Regions from separate parts of the Homo sapiens genome. Here region 2 is linked to region 1. Evidence: chromatin contacts called from ENCODE Hi-C data. All regions are on one chromosome and are shown on one strand. The core of a region is the stretch at or near the end of the contact, and the rest is flanking DNA. Distances in the headings are between cores, read along the strand shown. Region 1 holds the start of AKR1C3 (aldo-keto reductase family 1 member C3). Region 2 holds the start of AKR1C4 (aldo-keto reductase family 1 member C4).

Region 1 (4,766 bases), core at 2,137-4,636:
AAAGTGTAGGATGAGAGTAATTAGATACAGAGTGTAGAACATGTTCAAATAATGGCCTGTAAAGGGGACCAGACGATTGAGCAACCACCGAAGAAGAAAACGGAGTAAAATGAGGGTTATTTTTGTGATGACAGTAAAAACAGCATGCCTGTGTGCTCTTAGGGAGAACTTAGCAGAGAGAAAAAAAACTGATGATGCAGGAAAGAGAGAATGAGAATTGCTGAAATTACGTCCAAATTAGTTTTCTGTTCCTGCTGTAACAAATTACCACAAACGTTATGGCTTGAAACACCACAAATTAATTTTCTCGAAGTTCTGGAGACTAGAATTCCAAAGTCTGGTTCAATGGGCTAATGTCAATGTGGCCACAGGCCTAAACATGTATTTTTCAGAACATATCTCTAATGTTAGGTAATACATGACTGCAATTACTTTGTCATTTTTTATTTATGTCTTTAGCTTTTTGTCCTTCATATCCTCATATCCTTAATTAACAATGTTTTTTGTGTATGATTTTTAATAATATTTGTATTCCTTTCTCAATTGCTCTTTTATTTATTCTGTAGTTATTTTCTTTGTAGTTACTCTTGGGATTATATACAGCACCCTATAGTTATAAAAATCTACTTTGAAAGCAATGCCAATTTAACTGCAATCCTATACAAAACTTCTTCCACAGCTTCGTTTCCACTTCACATTATTGATTTCATGAATTACAAATTTATACATTGTGTACATGTTAACATAGATTTATACTTACTTGTACACATTTGTATTTTAAACGTTGAAGAAGTGTAGAATAAAACCAAACTTTCAAAAACACGTATTTTCACATTTTGCCATATGTATACCTTTAGTAAAGGGCTTCATACTTCTATATGGTTTCAGGTTACTGTCTAAAATGCTTTTATTTTAAGCTGAATTAGTCCCTTTACCATTTCTTGCAAAGCAGATCTAATGGCAATGGACTCTTGCAGCTTTTATCTCACATTGTATTAATAACTTTCTAATTAAAAAAAAATTTTTGCCAAATATAGATTTGTTGGTTGGCAGTTTTATTTTTACCACATTAAATGTATTACCTATTACATCCTTCAAATTGTCTAATCAAAAATCTGTTGATCATCTTGAACAGAATTTATTGTTCTGTACATAATACAGAGTTATGTTTCTCCTGCTGCTTTTAAGATAGTCTATTTGTTGTTGGCTTTTAGAGTTTGATTTTAATGTATGTGGGCCTTGGTCTCTTTATCTGAACTCCAGTTCTTTAAGTTACTCACATATTTAGATTAATGTCTGTTGCCAATTTGAGAACTTTTTGATGATTGTTTTCACCACATAATCTCTCCACCCCCATAGGCTCCTGCTTCTCCTTCTCAGAATCCAATGCTGTGTATACTACTTGGCTTGATGGTGTCCTACAAGCCCTTTAGGGTCTGTTCACATCTCTTTACTCTTTTTTTTTTTTTTTGCCTTAGACTCAAGGATGTAAAATATCTTATCCCTAAACATGTAGATTATATCTTCATTCTGCTCAAATTGCTGTTGAAATCCTCTAGTGAGATTTTCACTTCAGTTATATCGTTCAGCTCCAAAATTTGTTTGGTTTATTTTGTATAATTTCTACATCATTGTTGATACACTCATTTTTCCGTATATGCTTTTCCCAATTTCCTGTAGTTCTATTTCCATATTTTTAATTGGAAATTTTAGCATATTTAAGATAATTGTTTTAAAACCTTTCTCTACTAATTTCAGTGCTCATGGTTCTTCAAAAATAATTTCTGTCAACTCGTTTTCTTTCTTATAAGGGACTGTGTTTTCCTGTTTCTTTATATACCTTATTATTTTATTTGAGCATTTCAAAATATAGACATTTTTCTAACTCTATATAGATTTGTTCTGTGTCATGACGATTATCAACTAATATGCTTGGTATGTTCTTAGTCTTAGCATAAGCCCAACATAAAACCCTAAGGCCTTGTCAGCAATTTTCTGAACTTGTATCTGCCTGGACTGTGTGTGCCCATTAGTAGTTCCCCCAAATACCTACTGGCTTTTGAATAGCTTACTATTTCAAAAATTCACACCCCAGCTTCCCCTCAATGGGTTAGACGGACTATTGCACGTCTCTTCCCCTAATCTCTTGCCCTTGGCATCATACTACATTTCTACTCAGCACCCCCATAAATAAATAAGTTTATTTTAGTCAATTTCAGATCACTTCTTGACGCGTCCATGAGACAAGTAGGGGCCTTTTGATCCACCATATTGCTGAAATCACTCTGTAAAAGCTTTCAATGATTTTATATTATATTGTATCAATGTATAATAATTAACTTATTTCTCAACTTACTTTTTGGTTATTATTTGAGGAAAAGTAAATAGAACGAAATCAGGGCATTGCAAGTTCTGACAACTCCAAGATGTTGATAATGTATTGTGCAAACTACATTCATCATGTTCTAATCTGCCCTCCAAAGGAAGGAACAAGTGAAAACTATCCCACATGAGAATTATTCATCCATTTATATGTAATTAATTTCCAGTTTTTCCTTACAAATAATGTTTAACAAGATGACAGATTATATAAAATGGTTATCAGTTTTTTGGCTAGTTACTTCTTGATAGTCTGTAATAAACCTGGTTGAAGAACAAATACTATTAAGGCACTGCTTGCATATATTAAATGATGTCCAAACTCCAAAAACTGTTAATAATTAACACTCCAATAAAAACTACACCAGAATTTCTTTTTATTTGCACCCTCATCAGGATTACAGCTTTATCAGGACTGCATCTTCTTCAGAAATGAATATTTCTCTTACAACGCAAAGAAAGAAAAATCAAAATAAATTTTCTGATTGAAAATGTAAAAAGGCAAATATTTTTACAGTTTTAACTTTAATTTTTTATTGAGGACCAACTATTTGAAAAATTCTCATTAGTCATTCCTTTAAATTATGTGTATGTGAGAGAAAGACGTAAGATGGTTAATTATTTCAAATGATGCAGTATAAAGAAGGGGCATTATCACGGCAGAAACGAAAAAAGATATTTGTAGCTGGAGGTTTTTATAGTCTAACATATGGTTGCTATTTGTTCTACAAATCCTTTTGAATAATTTAATATAGAGATTTAGAATAGAAAATAATACTTTAGATAGAAATTAATGAGTTTATTATAACCATATATTATAATAATTTACTTAGGAATTCTCTTTGATAAGAAACAAATGAACTGAATGCAATTTTCTCCACAGACCATATAAGACTGCCTATGTACCTCCTCCTACATGCCATTGGTTAACCATCAGTCAGTTTGCAGGGGTGGGGGGAGGGGTTTCCTGCCCATTGTTTTTGTAATCTCTGAGGAGAAGCAGCAGCAAACATTTGCTAGTCAGACAAGTGACAGGGAATGGATTCCAAACACCAGTGTGTAAAGCTAAATGATGGCCACTTCATGCCTGTATTGGGATTTGGCACCTATGCACCTCCAGAGGTAAGAATAATTCCTTTTAGTTTTCGGATTTCAAAAGAATAAACCTAGTAGAAGTGAAACCCGTATTGGGTTGTAAGGTTCGTGTTCCTACCTTACTCTGGATGACTCACTGGTCTAGGTTTCCTAGGCTAGGAGAAAAAAGTAGGCAATCCTTGTTCTGCATTGAGGTCCATTCCTATGGTCACGTACTGCTTATTTTTCGTTTGTGCACTGTTTCTTTCTTCTGTTCATGTCTAGTTCCCAGCTTGGCAGAATATGTAAAACTCAGTATTGAAGAACACTGTTGGTCATCTCCCTCTGGTGGAGATTAATTGCAATAGGAGTGATTTCTCTGTTTCTACAACTGAAGAAATCTTTCCATCTTCCAAGAACATACGATCCAGAGAAATACTTATAGCAAAAATTACTGGATATGGTGTGCACAAAACTGTCGGCAGAGTATCACTGTTCTGATGGGCGGCAGTGAGTGCCACCCAGTATTACCGGACCTGGACTAGAGTTTCCACTGTACTATTTCACTTTTAAAAAGAACTTCCTGAAAGAAAAAAATACCACCTCATTTTAAGTAAAATCTAGAACCTAACAAAGGAAAGTCTAAATTCTTAGTCCTTTTTTGTATGCATCATATTTGTATCAAAGTGGTAGGAGTGGTCTTCTGACACAAAAATGAACAAAATGGAGACCTCATTTTCTAGATAGAACTTGTATTCCAAGACTGTCCTCAGGCTACTAAGTGTGTGAATAGGAACTAATTATTGAAATTTGAGTCTCTCACTTTATCGATAAGTTGTGATGATCTACAAGGATACATTTTCTAGACCAGTGACAAAAGTGGTTTAATTTTTAATATAAATTGGCATGGGCAGGAAATGAAAATAACGACACAACTGAAGCTCCAGCCTTGGTAAACCTTTGAGTGTTGGCACACTTAAAGACTGCTCTCAAAAAAGATTTAAAAAAAAAAAAAAAGACTGTTCTCAGGAGATGGCGGGGAGACCGTTATCTAGTTCCTTGTAATTTCAACGAAACAAGAAAGCTTCTTTAAATACATGTAAAAATGAAAACAGTTTATTTATATTTTTGTCATTAAAAAATACCTTTCAAATCTTTATCCAAATTTGGTCAATAAGTCAGTAATTTTAAATTTCACTGGAATTCTGTCTTTCCTGAAAGAGATAGCCTTATTTTTTATGGCAGAACTGTACCTTAGTAAATTCTTAACAGATTTCAGTGAATTTTTAATGTACAAATCGATATCCTCAGAG
Region 2 (4,743 bases), core at 432-2,931, 100 kb after region 1:
TTCACAGCTCAGCTTCTCCTAAGTGCCATAGATGGCCTATTGTATGTCTCTTCCCCCTAATCTCTTGCCAGTGGCATCTGTGCATCTATAGTCACCCTGCATCTCTACTGAGCCACTCTATAAATAAATGAGTTTATTTTAGTTCATTTCAGATTGTTTTTTGATAATTCCATGGGAGATTTGAGAGCTTTCTAATCTACCATCCTGCTGATGACACTCTGTGTGAAAATTTTTAAATGGCTCTATTATATTCCATTGCTTCAATGTATAGTAATTTACCTAATTATTTTCTTTTATTGTTCCTTTTAGGAAGAAGTGAATAGAAGAAAAGAGGGTGTTGCAAATCAAAAGCACATAGAGATATCATCTTACACCAGTCAGAATGGCTATTCTTAAAATGTCAGACAACAACAGATATTGGTATGGATTCTTCACAGATGTTAATCATCTTCGTTTTTTGTTTTTTGTTTTTTTTTTTTTTTTTGAGACAGTCTTGCTCTGTCGCCCAGGCTGGAGTGCAGTGACCCAATCTTGGCTCACTGCAACCTCTGCCTCCTGAGTTTAAGCAATTGTCTTGCCTCAGCCTCCTGAGTAACTGGGATTACAGGTATCCACTACCACTCCAGACTAATTTTTGTATTTTTCGTAGAGACAAGATTTCACTTGATTGGTCTCAAACTCCTGACCTCAAGTAAACCTACCGCCTTGGCCTTCCAAAGTGCTGGGGTTACAGGCGTGAGCCACTGCCCCCGGCCTAATCATCGTGTTCTAGTCTGCCCTCCAATGGGAGAAACAAGTAAAATTATGCCATGTGAGGATTATTCACCAATTTATTTTAATTACTTTTTTCTTTATAACATTTAATAAGATCACAAATTATATAAAATAGTTATCAGCTTTTTGGGAAGTTACTTTTGCTGGTTTCTTATAAAACTGATGGAAGATACAAACACTATTAAAGAACTGTTTGCATGTTGCAAATGATGTCCAAAGTCCAAACATTGTTAATAATTAATACTCCAATAAACATCATGTCAGAATTTCTGTTTTCTTTTCCCTTTGAACCTTTGCAGGATTGCCACATCATCAGGACCACACCTTCATCAGGAATGAATATTCCTACTACAATTAAAGAAGAAACAAAATTAATTTGTTGGTGAAAAACGTAAAAAGAGAAATTTTCTTTGGTTTTGTTTAATTTCTTTATTGAGGGTCACCACTAAAAAAAAATGCTCACTGGTCATTCTTTTGAATACTGTCTGAGAGAAAGATGTAAGATGGTTGATTATTTCAAATGACAGAAGATAAAGATGGGATATCATCATGGCATGAACAAAAACAAGATTTGTAGCTGGAGGTATTTTATAGTCTAACATGATCACCAATCATTCTATAAACCTGTTGGATGAGTTTATCAGACAGACAGAGAGAGAGATTGATTGATTCTGAATAGAAAATTTCACTTTAGAAAAAAATATTTTGACTATATAATAATGTATGTAAAAATTCTCTTTGATAAGAAACGAGTGAACTGGATTCAATTTTCCTCACAGCCTGTGTAATACACCATCACTTGCTTCCTCCTACATGCCATTGATTAGCCCCAGGGAGCAGTGCAGCACTGCCTGCCCATGTTTTACATAACCCCTGAATATAAATGCCAGATGTTGCTGAAGGAAACAGGATCTGCTTAGTGAAAGAAGTGGCAAGCAATGGATCCCAAATATCAGCGTGTAGAGCTAAATGATGGTCACTTCATGCCCGTATTGGGATTTGGCACCTATGCACCTCCAGAGGTAATAATCACATTTTCAGCATTGAGCATTTAAAAGAGCAAAGCTAGAATAAGTGAACGATGACCTGGGTTGTTCAGCTTTGTGTTTCTGTTACCCTGAGTGACTCACGTGGTCTGTCTTACTGGGCTAGAGCTATTCTATGTTCAAAGAGAAAAGGTAGTCAATGTTTGTTTTGCACTGAGGTCTGTCATATGGTAATTTACTGCTTATTTTTATTTTATACACTGTTTTTATATGCTGTTTCTGTGTATTGCCCAGCTTGGCAGAATATATAAAACTCAACAGTGAAGAACACTGCCTGGCAGTTCCCTTTCTAGGAGATGACTGCAGTGAGAATGGTTTCTCCATTTATTTCTGTGGTTGAAGAAATCTTTTATTCTTCTACTAGACGTGATCAAAAGAAACATTTGTGGTAACAGCACCTAAAGATGGGGTGTATGAAAACTGTTGGGAGAGTACTGCTGAGCTGCCGCGTGGTCTTGAGCATGACACAGTAATACTGGTCCTGGACTTAATACAATGCCCTGCACAACTCTCACCTCTAGGAAAATTATCTGAAAGGAAAAATAACTTTATTCTAAGGAAAACCTAGAACCTCACAAGAAAAATTTTAAATTTTTGGTCCGTGTTAATATGCATCAGATTTGTATCAAAATGATAGGGGTGGCCCTCTGACACGGAAGTGGGCAAAATGGAGACATTTTTTCTAGACTGAGCTATTTCTACACTGGAAGAAAACTTGTATTCCAAGACTACTAAGTGTGTTAATAAGGAGTAGTCACATAAAATTTTTGTCTAAATTTGATCAACTATACGTTGTAAGAATTTACAGAGAAACACCTTGAAGACCATCGACAGGAGTGGTTCACTTTGTAATGCAAATTGGCATGAAGGAGAAGTAAGGAAAAGCACAACACGGAAGCTCTAGCCTTGGTAAACCTTGAGTGCCTGCACAGCAAACAGAGGATCAGGGTTGGCATCAGGGGAAGGTAGTGCAACCTGGCATCTAGTTCCTTTTAATTTCACTAGAAAAAGAAAGCTTCAGAAAAGCTTATATTAAAATAGAAAATTGTTTCATTTACGGTTTTGTCATTTAAAAAATATACCTTTCAAATCTTTATCCAAATTTGGTAGATAAGTCAATAATTTTAAATTTCACTGAAATTATATCGTTTCTAAAAGAGTTGGTCTTATTTTTTAGGGATAAAGCGTACCTTACTAATCTCTCACAGGTCGCAGTTAATTTCTTAGGTATAAATCTACATCCTTGGAATGTATGTCTTTACTCCTAGTATTTAGTTCTGTCATGCACACAGAATGGCTAATGGCTGTGTAGAAAGGAGTTAACACAATAGACTGCCACCCGTAGATGCGCCTGTTTTCAAAGTTGGAGCCTGGCTGGTATCTGAGAAGTTGAATTTCTCACCCCTTCCTAACTGATAAGGGTAGCATCTATAATTAACTGGTTGTACAAAGTGTGGGGTTTCTGTATACCTGCTTTCTTTACAAGACCGGAAGTTTGGTGTGTGCTATACAGACTGGGTCAATTTAACCAGCACCCAGTTAAAATCTTGGGAATTGAGTCTCCAAATAGCATCCCTTGTAGTCAACATTTCCCCTATGTTGCCAAAATGTGATGCTGGAGGAAGTCAGTGTGTTTCCTGAAACATCACTGAGAGACGAATCATAGGAACTTACACCGTATTCTTACCATAATTTCTTCCATGTGCCTTTTTCCATGTGTTAATTTCACTATATTAAAAATAATTAGGAGTGTGTATGCAGTGACTCATGCCTGTAATCCCAGAACTTTGGTAGGCCAAGGCAGGTGGATCCCTTGAGCTCCGGAGTTTGAGCCTGGGTAACATAGGAAATCCCATCTCTACCAAAAATACAAAAACTTAACCAGGCATTATCATGCCTGTCTGTGGTCCTAGCTATTTGGGAGGCCAAGGTGGGAGGATCACTTGAGCCCAAGGTAAAGAAGGTGGGGGTGGGGGCAGATTTTGTAGTGAGCCAAGATTGTCCCACTTCACACCAGCCTGGGTGACAGAGTGAGACTCTGTCTCAAATAATAATAACTATTTATAAGTTGAGTCTTGTTAATTTTTCTAACAAATGACTGAATCTGAGGTTGTTGTTGGGAAACTCCATGCTAGTGATTAACCAGTAACTGCCTGGGACTGAAGAGGTCCAGGGATACCCAATCTTTATTACTAACCAGGAAAGACTTCAGCAAATTGGGATGGGTTTATCACCCCACATATAGAACCAACCCAAGACACGAGGATAATGTGATTTTTGTGAAGGTCAGTGCTGGTGCCTGAACTACTGATAGGGATGTGCTGGGAAGGGAAGAGCGTGGTCCCTTTAAATGATACAGAAAGCGGGAAGGGAAGTGCTGGCTAGAGGAGGACGTGGTCCCTGGCTACGGCTCCACCGCCTCGGACCTAGGTGAGGACAGGCATTTTTGTTTTCCTGCCCAAAAGTTGCATTTCCCAAGACCACCCTGGCCTGCCATGCCCCCATCCTGTGCCTATAAAAACCCCAAATCCTAACAAGGCAGAGACAGAACCGGGTGGACTTTGAGAGGATCACATCGGCAGAGGAATACACAGGTGGCTAGACATCTAGAGAAATGCACCGAAAGGCACCAGTACGCCAGCGGGCCACCTACTGGCAGAAGCAGAATGACGCTGAGTTTGGCTGGGGCAGTCAGAAGACAGTCCAGGCTGCTGAGCAGCCGGACTCTAGGGGAAAACGTTCCTACTCCATCCCCTTCTGACTTCCCCCCAAGCTACCTCCACTCAATGAAACCCTGCACTCATTCACCAAGCCCAGGTGTGATCCGATCCTTCCGGTAAACCAAAGCAAGAACTCAGGATACAGAAAGCCCTCTGTCCTTGCCATAAGGTAGAGGGTCTAATTGAGCTGGTTAACACAAGCC

The links. A loop is a pair of places that touch in the nucleus more often than their neighbours do.
Region 2: a loop to region 1 is called in a map of Caco-2, with 3 times the contacts of the local background. The contact joins the promoter of AKR1C4 here to the promoter of AKR1C3 in region 1. A Hi-C loop is called at or near these places in 2 of 168 maps with a recorded cell type or tissue (Caco-2 and Calu3).

The regions. Positions count from the first base shown.
Region 1 is chr10:5,091,028-5,095,793 of GRCh38, forward strand. It overlaps AKR1C3 (aldo-keto reductase family 1 member C3), which reads left to right and starts at 3,387. Exons shown (of 9, transcript NM_003739.6): 1 at 3,387-3,501. The coding sequence starts at 3,418. LOC124900291 (U8 small nucleolar RNA) reads right to left here and starts at 2,516; the gene lies at 2,381-2,516. RefSeq lists an enhancer at 3,230-3,524.
Region 2 is chr10:5,195,156-5,199,898 of GRCh38, forward strand. It overlaps AKR1C4 (aldo-keto reductase family 1 member C4), which reads left to right and starts at 1,682. Exons shown (of 9, transcript NM_001818.5): 1 at 1,682-1,796. The coding sequence starts at 1,713.